Regions from separate parts of the Homo sapiens genome. Here region 1 is linked to region 2. The links are chromatin loops, found by intact Hi-C in ENCODE. Cell type or tissue: body of pancreas. All regions are shown on one strand.

What was found. Hi-C counts contacts between places; a loop is a spot of excess contacts. Peaks named below come from ENCODE experiments on the same cell type or tissue, not always from the same donor. Only the 100,000 strongest peaks of a DNase experiment are listed, where the experiment ranks them.
Region 1: a loop joins it to region 2, with 5 times the contacts of the local background. A loop is called at or near these places in 3 of 110 quality-filtered maps.

Annotation. Positions count from the first base shown.
Region 1 is chr9:348,401-356,400 of GRCh38, forward strand. The region is part of intron 14 of DOCK8 (dedicator of cytokinesis 8); the gene reads left to right. Among named protein-coding and RNA genes, the nearest start is that of DOCK8-AS2, 120 kb to the right of the region's middle. In body of pancreas, no CTCF peak of the experiment used is centred here; a DNase peak (open chromatin) is centred at 4,891.
Region 2 is chr9:291,846-299,845 of GRCh38, forward strand. The region is part of intron 4 of DOCK8 (dedicator of cytokinesis 8); the gene reads left to right. Among named protein-coding and RNA genes, the nearest start is that of DOCK8-AS1, 80 kb to the left of the region's middle. In body of pancreas, no CTCF peak of the experiment used is centred here; no DNase peak of the experiment used is centred here; H3K27ac peaks cover 1,521 bases.

The DNA.
Region 1 (8,000 bases), 57 kb after region 2:
ACTCTTGAGTCCACAGTGCTTTGGTGTTACAGCCCATATAGAACGGTCCTACCTAAAAGTCCTGCGGTCGGTTTAACAGTGACGAGTGTCATTTTTCCACTGTCCTTTACATAGAATTCAGCAGGAAGCTTCATGAGGCACCCTGTTTCTACATGAGTTGCCCTGGTTGGTGGAGGCAGAAGCAATGGAGAAGTGGTGATGAAATTAAGTCAAAGTTAGGCTTGCATTTGACTCTGATCTTGAATAGTTTGTCTAGATTAGAGGGAGCACCTAAAATCCAAAAAGCCTTTTGTCTTTGATTTCTATACTTTTGTTAGTTTTACAAATTATTATTTAAAATCAGTCCTTTGAAGTGGCTTCTTCTCTTCTGACGGGACAGCTTTGGGAAACTGTTTAGTCTTATTTCTTTTGCTATTGGGAAGTTGTGGGGGACGCTATTTTGCAGCTTTTTCATCCTCAGTTCTGACCTCCTCATGTGCTTTACAGATGCCCCCAAAGGTCAGCATTCATCCACCTTTCACTGAGAGTGTTTGGCCATCTCTAAAGCAGAGGTATTTTAACAGCTCTCCTTAATGGATGTCCTGTGGTTTCAGGCCTCAGACAGGCTGCCCTTGGGCCCTCAGCAGAAGTCGGGAATCGTCTTATACTTCCAGATCGTCTTTTACTCAGGCAAAATATGAGATGCTGTGTCAGGGTTTCCCAAGGGAAGAAACTGAGTGGGAGGTGCAGGTAAACCCCACAGTACAAAATAAAACAGAGCTGTGAGTAGTTGAAAGGACTGTGTTTTGACAGCGTAATAAGGTAATTGTTTAAAACCATGGCTAATTCATCAGATGTCATGTGTCTTTTATAGTTAAAAGATGAAATTTCTTTACCCACTGGTGTCAACAACAGAAAGATTCTAAAACTTTCAAAAAATGTGCCAGTCCTGGCTGCTTTGTTTCATGTTCTTTGACAACTTTCAAAATGTAAATTGAGATTCATGCAACTATTAATGGAAATATAAATATCATGGCTTCATAAGGATAAAATTAGAGGAGCTCAACATAACGGCTCATTTTAATGATTTCTAAGGGGTTTCCATGCCCAGGCTAATAACTGTACATTTAGCAATAAGCAAATCTCAAAGCCTATTTCTTATCTTTCCCTAGAATTACAGCTTTTAAGCCCAAGCTGGTCGTTCCTTTTATACCACTCCACTCACTTGATAGGGGTGACATGGGCTGAGCTTTCTCTCCTATCAGGGCTCAAAGACAAGTTTAGCAGCGTTTCTAAACTTCTGTCAATCAGCTCACAGGACACAGACCAGTTTCGTTATCCCATTAACAGATTTACATTTCTGTTCTCTGGAAGTGTCAGTTAATGTCCTTAAAGGTAATATACACAAATGTACACAATAGTCTCTGAATTTTTCTCAGAAGACACACTCAGAAACCTTAGAATTCTGATTCATTCTCTTTGGCTCAGACTTGGATGAATTTGCTTCTCAGAGTAGGGACATGAAAATTATTCTTAATTTATACTTCATGTAATCTGTTTCTTCTTTCTCCCTCCGCCGCCCTCCAATAGCTCTTCTGAGCTTGTTTGTTCTTCCCCTAACTCCCATTGTTGAAAACATGGCCTCCCCTCATTCTCACCTTTCCAGGAATCTCCTTGTGCTCCTCAAGTTCGGCTCATCGCAAACTTGGAGTTCTGTTTTCTCATGCCCTTCTTTCATTTTCTTCTTTTAAGAGACAGGATCTTGCTCTGTCTCCAAGATTGGAGTGCAGTGGTACGATTCTAGCTCACTGCAGCCTCAAACTGCTGGGCTTAAGTGATCCTCCCAACTCAGCCTCCCAAGAAGCTAGGACCACTGCTGTGTGTCACCACACCAGCTAATTATTTTATCTTTTCTAGAGACAAGGTCTCACTCTGTTGCCCAGGCTGGTCTTGAACTCCTAGCCTCAAGCAATCTTCCTACCTCAGCTTCCCAAAGCACTGGGAGGTGCCACTCTTCTTGTGTTTTTTACCTTTGCATTTATTTCCTGGTTACAATACTTTTAACTTAATGGCTGCTGAACTAGATTCTGCCAATGTACGTGCCGTCCAGGACACGTTCATGCCACTTTAATTTTCTTAGAACATCAATGAGATAGTCTTACTAGGGAGAGATAAAGGGCAGGGGTTTGGTTTTCTGGCAGGTTTTCTTTCATTTTAATAACGAGCCAACCCACGGAGGAAGGAATTGATTGATGGCTGCTTCCTCTTTTGTAAAGAACAAACATCAAATTAGTGGTTTGTCCTCACTTTGCGGATAAGCAGAATAATAACACCTGTGCCTCTCCCTGCATTATTTTGAAACTAATATAATTTTGTTTGGACAGAACGTAGATAGCAACCTTAATGGGGAGGAATGTGGAAGAGGAATTACTGAAGGGGGACCAGTCAGCCTGTCAGGCAGCAACTCTGGTGCCAAAGAATGGACATAGGATCAGAGCTGTGGACCCCCGTCCTGTTTGTAAACTTCCTGAGGGTGGCAGAGATTCATACCCTTTCTCCCATCAGGACAAAAATCAGTGTGTTGGAGCTCACTCAGGAAATGCTCTTTGGGATTGGCATGGGAAGGGGATGAGGCCGATTGACAATTAGCCTAGTTCACTGGGATTTTGTTGTAGGAGCTGGGTGGTGGCACCATATGGCCAACAGGGGATGCCAGCGACATCCCTAATTTCTCTGGCTTCCTGATAGGTCCTGGTAGGGTCGGGGTTCCACCGGGATTTGCCTAGTATGGTCTACCTCTGACTGAAATTAAACTCTAAGTAGGTAACTGGGGAACGCCTTTCTCCAGAGAGAAGGTTTTGATGTGATCTCATCATCGGGGACTGGATTGGACCTGGAGAAATCAGTTTTTCTATAGTCTTGTTTCTAGAGTGGCACCCTGGTCTTGGGCAGGTCAGAAGGACAGATAGTTGGTCACCATCTTCAACACAAATCATGGCTGGAAAAGGGCCCCAGTAGGGAGTGCCTTTCTCACTCACCAATCACCAAGGCTAGAAGATAGTCTGCAGATTCTTTCAGATGCCACAAAGCTGTGATTACAGCTGCCCATTGGCAAATCAGGTACTAGTTTTTGTTAATCACATTGCAGTCTTCCTTCACTGTTTCTTCCCCTGGTCCCGGAATTAAGGCTGGGCTCCATTTGACAAGTTATCTTCTGTGCAGGTAGAGCAGCAGGCTGTGTTAGCTCACAGCATCTACTCAGTAGGCATGGAAATATCCACTGAATGGGACTGAGAAAGTGGAATGGGAGGGGAACGTGTGAAGAACAGGAAGTTTGCCTCTTTATGTCCAAAGTCTGTCTACTTAGAGCAACAGGATGGTGATGATGCTTTCTGGTTAAAGATGTCATGGCAACAGTCTTCCCTAGACAGCTCTCTAGCAATAGCCAGTGGCATGTAAACCCTGCATTTTTGCACTGTATCCAGTGTTTGCAACTCCCTTGTAGAACTTTCCCTGAAGTCAGCAAGAACCCTGTGAGAATCAGGATTTGTCTAGAAATTTAGCATTTACCTAATCAATGATTCTCTAGACATGTCAGTACCTCCAAGTGATTCATATGCATGTTTGGTGGGCGTCGAGCATGTGGCAGTTTGGAGAAGGAAGTGGAGAATGCAGCAGCAGCAGGAGAAATGTTTGATGTTGCTAAACATCAACCCCACAGCAAGCCTAGAACTCGGGGAATGGGAGGCATGGTGCGGGTAGCTGCTGACACACAGCTCTAGAGATAGCTGCCTGCAAAGCTGGATGGGACTCCAGGCAATAGGCTTCAGGGCCTAACTGCTCTTTCAAGGTCACTGATTGTTACAGGAGCCATGGTCTGCAGCATTGAGCATGGAATTATTATTACTATTAAGCATGATCCTCACCGTGATGCTCTTGGGGTGGAACAAAAGAGCCCAGAGAGAATATGCTTATTTTATGCAACCTCTAACGTTTCCTCCCAGAGTTGTGATGAAACTGAACCAAACTCTAGCATGAGAATCGGCATCCCAGGCCAGCAGCCAAAACAAGTGGTGACACTTGGCCAGGCACGGTGGCTCATGCCTGTAATCCCTGCACTTTGGGAGGCCGAGGCGGGTGGATCACAAGGTCAGGAGTTTGAAACCAGCCTGGCCAACATAGTGAAACCCCATCTCTACTAAAAATACAAAAAATTAGCTGGGCGTGGTGGCGGGCACCTGTAATCCCAGCTACTTGGGAGGCTGGGGCAGGAGAATCGCTTGAACTTGGAGGTGGAGGTTGCAGTGAGCCAAGATCGCGCCACTGCACTCCAGTCCAGTGACAGTGTGAGACTCTGTCTCAAAAAAAAAGTGCCGATACTTTATATATCTTCTGAAAGAAATGAAGTCTGTAAGAAGGACTGTTAACCCTCAGAATGGTCTGGGGATGCTACATCCCCTTGTGGACTTGTCACACTGGTATGAGTGTAGGGAGTGGGAACACTTCTTCTCAGCTCCTTCCTCACCATGTGTCATTCAGGGACAAAGGGAGCAGGATATCTTCCCTTTGAAAAATCTCATATGCCTGGCAATACTCGTCACCCTGTGAATAATGTTGATGCATTCACCTAACCAGTATTATAAGCCCCTGCTGTGTGTCAGACACTATGCTTGGTGCTGAAATAGACAAGGAGGGGACTGCCTGTCTTGGAAGGCAAATCCCAGTCTCCTAAGAGACACTAGAACCACAGGCAACCATGCTGATCTATGCAATGACATGTAATGCAACTTTGTCCTGCAACCACCTTGAGATCTTTGAAAGTTCTCCTACCTCCAAAACTCAGACAAGTCCTCTCTCTTGCCAAGTGCCTAAAGCAAGGATATGTTTATAGAGGCAGCTGGGGGCATCTGGCCAATTTATTTCCCAGCAGACCTGCTGCTTCCCCTGATTCCAATACTTTCTTCCCCAACCCAAACCAAGGCGTCTGGCAATGTTAAAAACATCAAGAATGATAAAACAAGCATTTTAATGAAGATTATTGATGTATTCATTGGCTGTTTCTTTAAATGGGTAGAGAACTAATAAAGGATCTACCCCAAATAACCAAAAATATCAGCCTCAGCACCAGCAGAAATTGGAAGCGTTCTGGTATTTATATGTGTTTTTCTCAGCTGGCAGATTTGTTTTAGGAAACTATTTGCAAAGCCTGGGAAAAATGTGCTTTCTCTGTCTGTTAAAGGAACATGCAGGTTGGTTGGTGCTGGTTCTCCATCTGACAGTTCTGTCTGGTGGCCTCAAAAAAAAAGAAAAATACAGCATAGTCCAGATTTGGACTATGCAAATGGTGTCTTGAAACTTAACTTTTAGGTCTTGAGCAAAGCCAAGTATTATTGAAATGTTTATTTTGTTTTTATCTGCAGGAGGTTTTCATTCAAAATGTGGTGCTTTGGGGGAAAAGGAAGGGTGTTTGTACTAGGTACTTTTTAGCATTCTTCTTATTATCTGACCTATCACAGCCTCTTCAGGAGACATTAATTAATTTAGTTCATATAATCAACACTGGAACCAAGGAAAAATTATTTATACTTTTAGAAATTCTCATGTTCTTATACTTCTTTGGAGATTGAATTGACTCCAAAGAGACTATTTTGTGATTAAGAATATTTTTGTGGCCGGGCACGGTGGCTCACGCCTGTAATCCCAGCACTTTGGGAGGCCAAGGCAGGTGGATCACCTGAGGCCAGGAGTTCAAGACTAGTCTGGACAACTTGGCAAAACCCTGTCTTTACTAAAAATACTAAACTTAGCCAGCCGTGGTGACGGGCGCCTGTAGTCCCAGCTACTCGGGAGGCTGAGGCAGGAGAATCACTTGAACCCGAGAGGTGGAGGTTGCAGTGGGCCGAGATCACAGCATTCCACTCCAGCCTGGGAAGAATATTTTTGTGTGGGGAGTCGTTATATTATGTCCTTAGACCAGGAGGTCCAATTGAGGCAGAAATTTTTGAAGTAAAACCATTTTTTTTGAAGGAAACACATATTTAAATATCAAAGAACACTGGACGTATACTTTTAAAAATTTACATACTTGTGTTAGTTATCTATTGCTGTATAACAAAACCTTTGCAGCTCAAAACAACAGTCATTATCTCACAAGTTTATGTAGGTTACGCAGGTGCAGCTGACCTGCTTGGTCTGAGCTTTCGAAAAGTGCAGTGAGGATGTCAGCCTAGGCTGCCGTCACCTCAAGGGTCCCCTGGGGGTGGATCCACTTCCAAGCTCACTCATGTGGCTGTTGGCAGGATGCAGTTGCTCACGGGTTGTTAGGCTGAGGGCGTCGGTTCCTCACTAAGCCAGAGGCTTCCTTAAGTTCCTTAACATGTTTTCTCATGGGGGGCAGCTCACAGTGTAGCAATTGGCTTCGTCAAAACAAGCAAGCGGGAGGGTAAGAGACAGAAAGCAAGACAGAGGCCAGGGTCTTTCACAGCCTAATCTCAAGAGCAGTACCTCATCACTTTTGTCCTATTTTGACAAACGTCGTATTGACTTTTGTCACTACATCAGAAGCGAGTCACTAGGTCTAGCCCACACTCAAAGGGAGAGGATTTCACAGAGCAAGAATATCAGGAAGCAGAATCATTGGTTATTTCATTAGAAGCTGCTGGCACAGTTCTTAATGAAGCTACAAAACATTGAACTGGGAGGAATATGGGGGTAGGAGGGTGACAGGGAGGGCAGGTTAATTTTGTGGATGCTGAGGACAACGTGCCTCATGAAAAGTGTTCCCATCAGACTGGTGTATTTCTGTTTCTTTTCTTTTTTTTTTTTTTTTTTTTTTTTTTTTTTGAGACAGAGTCTCGCTCTGTCACCAGGCTGGAGTGCAGTGGCACAATCTCAGCTCACTGCAACCTCCGCCTTCCTGGTACAAGCGATTCCCCTGCCTTAGCCTCCTGAATAGCTGGGATTACAGGCATGTGCCACCACGCCCAGCTTATTTTTTGTATTTTAGTAGAGACTGGGTTTCACCTTGTTGGCCAGGATGGTCTCAGTCTCCTGACCCTGTGATCTACCCACCTTGGCCTCCCAAAGTGCTGGGATTACAGGCATGAGCCACCGTGCCCAGCCCAGAATGGTGTATTTCTAGGACATCTGCAATGCATCACTCTCTAATAAAAGAAAAAAAAATAGCCACTCCTTGACAGATACTCAAAGGTGTGGAGTCCCTTACTAAACCACACTCCAAAGAAATAAGCCTGCAAAATAGGGAAAAGTTGTTTTTTACCTAGAAAGCAGATTCTCTGCATTTTCTTATTTTCAAATAGTGGGGAGAAACCCTAAGCTGTACATATGAAGGAATGGATTCATTTCTCCTCTTGCACAGCACCCCAGCACCTTGTACACCCTATTCCTCCCTAACTCCCAACCGCACACTCACCTCCCAAGCATCTGCAGATCTACATACATATTATCAAATGTACAGAGTACTGAGTGAAATGGTCACTGTAGCTATGGAAAGGTGAGATTTGCAGGCTGTCTGAAATGTTTCTTGCTAAAGTAGTTCCAATCCTTCCCCCATTTAGAAAAAAATACATTCTTAGTAAATGACTTTCAGGCAGAAAAAGAAAACCACACTGGAAATAGGATTCTAATAAACCAACATGGGGCTCTAGCTGGTGAACATATTTCTGAGCCATCCCTATACAGAAACCACAAGACAAATAAGAAAAAGTAAATCCAGATCACTTAGACCCTTCAAACCACATCCTGGGTTCCAAGGACAGTGGCTGCGAGTTAGGAAAGATACATTTATCCAGTGGACCTTTTGACTGTCTTGTCAATCTTAAGAAAAAAATGTAGAGTAAAAAATTTTGGCTGGGCGTGGTGGCTCACGCCTGTAATCCCAGCACTTTGGGAGACCGAGGCGGGCGGATCACGAGGTCAGGAGATTGAGACCATCCTGGCTAACACAGTGAAACCCCGTCTCTACTAAAAATACAAAAAAAACTAGCCAGGCGTGGTAGCAG
Region 2 (8,000 bases):
CCCTTGAACCCAGGAGTTCAAGACCAGCCTAGGCAATATACAGAGACCCCACCTCTAAAAAAATTTTTTAAAAAATTAACTGGATATGATGACATGCACCTGTAGTCCTAGCTACTCGGGAGGCTGAGGCAGGAGGATCACTTGAGCCCAGGAGGTCAAGGCTGTAGTGAGTGACGATTGCACCACTGCACACCAGCCCAGGCAACAGAGGAAGACCCTATCTCAAAAAAAAAAAAAAAAAAAAAGCCAGGCACGGTGCTCATGCCTGTAATCCCAGCACTTTGGGAGGCCAAGACGGGTGGATCACCTGAGGTTGGGAGTTTGAGACCAGCCTGACCAACATGGAGAAACCCAGTCTCTACTAAAAATACAAAATTAACCGGGCATGGTGGTGCATGTCTGTAATCCCAGCTACTTGGGAGGCTGAGGCAGGAGAATCACTTGATCCTCTAAAAATAGCTAAACTGGGAGGCAGAGGTTGTGGTGAGCCAAGATCGCGCCATTGCACTCCAGCCTGGGCAACAAGAGTGAAACTCCGTCTCAAAAAAAAAAAAAAAAAAAAAAAAAAGATTATTGACACTACATGCATGAATCCTCAAGAATATTAGATGTTATAATTTATCAACATTTCCAATTTTATTTGATAAAAGGTTGTCTTTTTTTTCATTTTCTTTTACTATTAGATTAGGCATCTTTCTTCTATATATTTCTTGGCCATTTTTTATTTTTCCTGGTGCTCTGCTTATTCGTGAAATTTGTGCATCCCTATTAATGTATTTGTCTAGTCTGATTTATTTTTATAAGCACTTTTTTGGTAAAGATATTAAGCCTTGTCTACCATGTATTAAAAATGTCTTCCCCAGTATGCCTTTTGTCTTTTAAAGTTGTTTTTAATTTTCAACATTCAGAATTATTTATGTCATTAAATCTATATTAATATTTTTCCTTATGTTTAATTTTGGCATCATGCTTAAAATTTGATTCACAAACTTATTATTATTTTCTAAGAGTATGGGATTAAAGCATTAATCCAGATCATTAGCCACTTGACTGTTGCTTCTGTTCCCTTATGTGTCTCCATTTGTTTTTATCTTTTCTACAGAAGCAATGGTTACCCATATATTTATTATATGCAAGTTTTTGCATCTTGTTCCCCTAAAAAAGAAAGGAATATGTGTTTTAATTTTATGTTTGGCAACATTCTAGGGATGGGATTACCATTGGCCCAGTTCTCTGCACCCCTGTGTAATGGAGCAGTTCCCTTCTTAACGGTCACCTAGTGGACAGGGAGAAGTGTACAACTTCAGAACTCATTGTCAGTTTCTGGCAAGCTTTCTTGTAGAAAAGTTGCATCTCTTTCTATCCCTCTGCCTCATTCTCTTGCACTCTGAATCTAACACTCTGCCCATGAAAACTAAAATTCCTAGCACACACTCCTCCCAGGGATCATTCTGTCTCTATATGCACCTGTCGTATTTTATCTGTGGGGAGAATCCAGTACACTATTGCCAGATGTCCTTCATCTCCCAACCTCACACAGTACATTTTTAGCTTATTGTTTTCTGTGAGTTGTATCTGTATTGTTTTAGAATGATGGTAGAAGGAGAAGGACAAGGAGAAGGTGGTGATTCATATAAATGAAACCAGCTGGAAGCTGTGATGCTTTCATAGATAAGCCACTATTATGAAGAAGGAGACTTCAGATTTCTGTATAGACACTGACCAGGGACTCGTGGGCAGGAAGGTGTGCAACACCTTCTTATCTTTATTCAGTGAGTTCCCCTTTGGGGAGACAAAGTTTGGTACATCCTTCTCTTTCCAGCTCCATCTGATCCACAGAGGTTCTGTCCAGATTCAGGCATTAAGTTATCTCTTCATTTGGATGAGTTTCCAGTTTTTCTGTGTCTTCATAAGTGGTTTACTAGAAAGTCGGAGGAGGATGCAATAGGGGTTGCTGGCCATTTGTTAATTAGTGATTAATTATTTAGCTCTCCTTTAATTGGTTATGTGCCAAATCATGTATGATTGTTTTGAAAGAAATCAAGTAATATGGAGGTGCATTAAGGAAAAGGCAAATCTCATGCCTCACTACTTACCAGTGTCCTACCCTTCCCTTAACTCACTCTTCACTGCGTAAAGCCCAGCTGTGTAGCTTCCAGATCTTTTCATACCCTCACAAAAAATATTTGTCTATTTATATTTTTCACATAAAGATATATGTATTAATGTATGTACTTATATATTACAAACATTTCTTTAAAATAACTGTCCATGTCAGAGCTATATCCCATTCTACTGAAATGCTGCCTAGTATTCAAAGGGTGAAGGAATGTGTCCTAAGTTACTGAAACTAAATGACCATTTTGGTTGTCACCATTTTTCATAATTGCAAATAATACTGAAACAAACATATCTGCACATTTGCCCCATACATGTGTGTGAATATTTCTGAGGGTAGAAATGAAGCCAGTGTACATGGTATGCTCTGATAGGTACTGCCAAATTCTTCTCCAGAAAAGTCGTGCTGTTTCATTCCATTACCAACTGGGCATTAAACTGGCGTGTTCCCATATTCTTGCCAGTGCTGGATATTATTTATTAAAATAAAATTTCAGTTCCTCCAGTCTTCTTTTAGTTATTATTTTAATCTGGAAGCTATTACACCTACTTTCTGAATACAGTTTCCTATCACCAAGTTTCCTTTCCTTATGTGTTCTAAAATCCCAGTTAAATATGCACTTAACCATACAACCGTAAGTCCCACTCTTGAGTATTTACATAAAACCTATGTGCAAATACAGCAGTTTAGCAGTTTTATTTGTAATTGCCAAGACTGCATAGCAGTTTTATTTGTAATTGCCAAAAACTGGAAGAAAACCCAGATTGTACTCAGTTGGGTAGTAGATAAACAAACTCTGGTAAATCCATACAATGGAATACTACTCAGCAGTGAAATGGAACAAACAATTGATATATACAACAACATGGATGAATCTCAGATACAGTATGCTAAGTGAAAGAAGCCAGACAAAGGCCGGGCATGGTGGCTCATGCCTGTAATCCCAGCACTTTGGGAGGCTGAGGCAGGTGGATCACTTGAGGTCAGGAGTTCCAGACCAGCCTGACCAACATGGTGAAACCCCGTCTCTACTAAAACTACAAAAATTAGCTGGGCGTGGTGGCACGTGCCTGTAGTCCCAGTTACTCAGGAGGCTGAGGCAGGAGAATCGCTTGAACCTGGGAGGCGGAGGTTGCAGTGAGCTGAGATCATGCCATTGTACTCCAGCCTGGGCAACAAAGTGAGATTCTGTCTTAAAAAAAAAAAAAGAAGAAGAACCCAGACAAAAAAGATAACTGCATGATTCCATGTATCTGACATTCTGGAAAAGATGAAGCTACAGGGATGGAAAACAGGTCCATGGTTCCCAGGGTCTGGGAGTGGGGAAGAGGGCTGACTACAAAAGGACACGGGAGTGCCCTTTGCGTGGTGCTGGGACTGTAGTGCCCATGATGTAAAATCTGCCTTGGACCATTACATTAGAAGAAATCAATTCCAGTTATCCCAATATTCCCTCCAAGTGAAATACTTTGGTAGCATATATAATAATAATTCAATAAGTATTAGCTATTATATTTATTAAGTAGTACCTATCAGAAAACATACTTATATTAGCATGTCAAAGGAATGAACACAAAATTCTCTCCCATATATTGAACGCACCATGGAGGGGGGACCTGCCTTCCTCTGGAGGACCATACTTAGTGAAGCCACTTTGCCTTATAAGGACATGCCTTTGTTATCCAGAACCAAGCAGTCAAACACTGATTTAGTTAGCTCCTTTATTTCTCAGTTATCTCCTGCTGATATTACATTTCTCCATAATATCTAGAGATAGGCTTTTATGTCCTTGCTAGCTGTGGTAATGGTTTTGAATCCCACTTAGGGGGCAGAGGAGTAGAGTAATGGCCACTTGTGTTCCCTCCCACCCTCATCATTCTACAGGGCATTTGCCACTCAAGTACTGTAATTGAGACATTTAAATCATACAAATAATGCTGCCCATGAAGGATAGAGGAAATTTTTAGATTTCCTTTTAAACCTAACAGAGAAAGATTAAGTTACATAAAAATGTAAAATACATGATCTCCAGTACATTGAAGGAAATGTATTTTCTTACTTGAAATGTTTGTGTTACTTAGACTGGAAGATTTATTAAATGATTTCCATTCTATCACTCATGTTTACAGCACCAAATTTGGTGTCCTTGTTCTAAAAACAATAGTACTTTTCTCCCCATGACTTTTGAAAATGATTACTGGTTTACTGATTAGCATGGCGCCATGTTTGCTTGTTTGTCCAACCTTTTATCTGCATATTTTGATAATGTTGTGTGGATTAATATTTGATGACATCCTTTGGGTGATATTAACGATTTTAAGCTTTATTTCTTCTGTCATTTTCTCTAAATGAACCAAAGAGGGATAAACTTCAGAATGTTTTTGATGCCTGGTGGAGAGCTGAACTCTTAAGAAATTAAACTTGTTTACATACTATATTTATTCTTGCCGCAGAGACAGTGAAACATTTCATGAGTGTTATGGGCAGCATCATAAAAGCCTTTAGACTTTGTTTTTCATCTGGGGTGATTAAGGTAATTCTGAAGGAAGGTTGAGCTCAAGGAGAGCTGAGATATCAAGGAATGGGGTATCATCTGTTTTATTACTCCATATTTTACTCCCAGTGAAGTGGTAAACAATTAAAATTCAAACACATCAGTGCATATAATTCAGTTACTCCCAGAACACCATAAAAATGTTTCCCTGATCAATAATTGCTTATTATGACATGCATTTGTTGTGCTAGCTGTCAAGGTGCTTAGCTATTTGCTTTCTAAAAGTATGAAAAGCACGCCCGGCTCATCAGCCTATGTGGTAACAAAGAGCAATCCAGCTGTGGATGTCACAGAGCCACTCTTGACCTGTTGTGCATAGACTCCCTCCCCACAAATCCAAACCCACTAAGACTCTCCAGGCTCTGTTAACACACACCAGCCTGGTTCAGCTTGGATGCCCTCCTCACACCATGTGGGTTCTGATTTTCCATGCCAGGCAGTCCATCTTAAATGGATGCATCCTCACCGTGTTTGGGCTTCAACTTCCTATTCTGGACCTCCTCGGCTACTCCCTACCCCAAGGCATGGAGGGCTGCCTTGTTCTGATGCACCTTATGATTTTAGCACCAAATTGTACAGGAAGGGAGAGAAGGGAAAGGAGAAAGAAGATGTGAAAGGAAAGAGAGGGTAGGGAAGAGGAAAAAGAAGATGAGGAACACGTATTATTTTCTAATCCTCACAATAGGTCCTCAAAATGAGCAACATTTCCCCCTATTTCATACTTGAGGAAGCTGTGACTCAGAGAGACTAAGGCACTTGCCCAAGGTCTCTTAGTACATTAAGGAGCCAGCGTCTGCACCCAGTTCCTTCTGACTCTAGAGCCTGGATTCTGCTGGCTGCACCACACTGTCTTTAAAGAGAACACTCTCAAAACGCGCTTGGTCTTTGGATTGTCTCAAATGTGTTAGAATAGTGTTTTAAGAAAAGGAATGCAGATCTCCTGGGAAGCAATAGGTCGAGTTCATTTCATGAGAATCATTTTTCTAGCCATTGGCCTACTTCCCCATTTTTCTCCTGTCTGCATCTAGGTGCAACAGGAACTTGGCTTTATTTGACTCCATTGCCAGGGTGGGGTAATGAAGCTGGGACTCTCTTGTAGCCAGCGGCAGTGAGCCAGCAGTCTCACTGCCTACCCAGTGATGGTTCCTTCTGTGGCCAGCACTTCTGGAATGAGTCATCTTTACATGTTTGCCAACCCTTGTCCTCTCCTCCCCAGCCAGGTTCACCCTTGCTGCTGTCAAGGAGCTTTGAGACTTTCTGAGATTTTTAAATGGGGAAGTAGATGTTAAACCTAGTATGAGGAAGAGAGGGAAAGTTTGCTCTGGTTTCAAACACACAGTCATAGAAGATGCTAGTCTTAATGCTTTCCATAGCAAAAACCCTGAAGGCTTAGAGTGTACACATTGTGAACTGAACTTTTAACATTATTGTGTAACTCATTTGTTAATGCCTATTTGTCATTGACTGTGGGGTCCATGTGAAAAACTCCCACAAACACTCTAACAAAATGGAAGACAGAAAAGAAAGCAAGCATCATTTGTGTACAATAGCCAAAGAACAATAGCCAAATAAATTTGATGGTCTCAAAAGTTAAGCATCTTTTGAAGAGAAAATTTGATTTTAGGGCCAGGTGGGGTAGCTCATGCCTGTAATCGCAGCACTTTGGGAGGCAGAGGCGGGTGGATCACCTGAGGTCAGGAGTTCGAGACCAGCCTGGCCAACACGGCAAAACCCCGTCTCTACTAAAAATACAAAAATTAGCTGGGTACGGTGGCGCATGCCTGTGATCCCAGCTACTTAAGAGGCTGAGACAGGAGAATTGCTTCAACTCGGGAGGCGGAGGTTGCAGTGAGCCAAGATCATGCCGCTGTACTCCAGCCTGGGTGAAGGAGCCAGACTCTGTCTCCAAAAACAAAAACAAACAGAAAAAAGAATTGATTTTGATTTTTTCAGATACAGTGCATGAACTTTTTATCATAAAATATTAAAGCTGGGGAAAATATCTTAGAATTCACCTCATGTTCATGCTTTACCCTGTGAAGAAACAGAGGCACAGAGAGAAATAACTTGAGGATAATGGAAACAAGCACACATCTGTAAGTGTGTGTGTGTGTGTGTGTGTGTGTGTGTGTGTGTCAGAGAGAGAGAGAGAGATGTTCCTTTGTAAGTAAACACTCTTGGAAATAGCCGCATTTTATTATAACACAAAAAGTAATGCTAAAGCTGATATAGTTCTGGTTGCTAAGCTTCACACACAAAAGGTCTTTAGGTAGCTGCTTCCTAATTTTTATTTCTGTGGCCCAAAAGTCTCCTTGTAAACCTTCGTGTCATGTCATACTAAACCTTTGACATCAATACCCTTTAAAATGTACAAGTCCTTAAAAAAAAAAAAAAGGCAAAGGGCAAATACTAATGTGGGAAATTTGAATTTTAATTAACTGTTTGTTTCAATGTTAGGATAAATTAATGTTAGATAAATTCTTTGGTAATTTTTCCCCCTAAAATTGGATTTTTCAAGAAACATCACTGGTTCAGTATATTGTTATTTGGGGTAGCATAATTTTAGGCGATAACTTAATATTTGCATATATTTGTCACTACTTTGAGTTGGTTTTTGTCCCCTGACCCCCAGCCAGGATGTTAGATCACACAGATTTTTTTTTCTTTGAGCCCTTAGGGAGAGTCCAAAACAGTCACTTCATGTACTAGGAAAGTTTACCCAGTCAGCACACACAGATATGTTGTTGCCTACATTTATATTTGTGAGAGTGACTGTTAAGAAACTAGCAGGTTTATAAAATCCGTGTGAGAATTTCTCTCAAATAACTGTTAATGGACAATCCAGCAATCCTCCCATCTCAGGCTCCCAAGTAGCTGAGACTACAGGCAGGTGGCACCATACTCGGCTAATTTTTTGTGTTTTTTGTAGAGATGCGGTTTCACCATGTCACCCAGGCTGGTCTCAAACTCCTGGGCTCAAGTGGTGCTCCCGCCTTGGCCTCCCAGAGTGCTGGGATTACAGGTGTGAGCCACTGCACCCAGCCTGTACATTTTCCTTGAAATCGTTTTTGGATGTTTAGTCTTATTTCCTTATTCAGAGTTCACCTGTTTATTTTTTTTTTCATTTCCCCAATTTAGCCTGCGTTTCACCCAGCCCTAGCAATATAGGTTTGGGTCAGAGAAATTCAAGCGGCCAGGGGATGCTGAAGATGGCCCATTATGGCCGGGCGCGGTGGCACACATCTGTAATCCCAGCACTTTGGGAGGCCGAGGCAGGCAGATCACAAGGTCAGGAGATCGAGACCATCCTGGCTAACACAGTGAAAC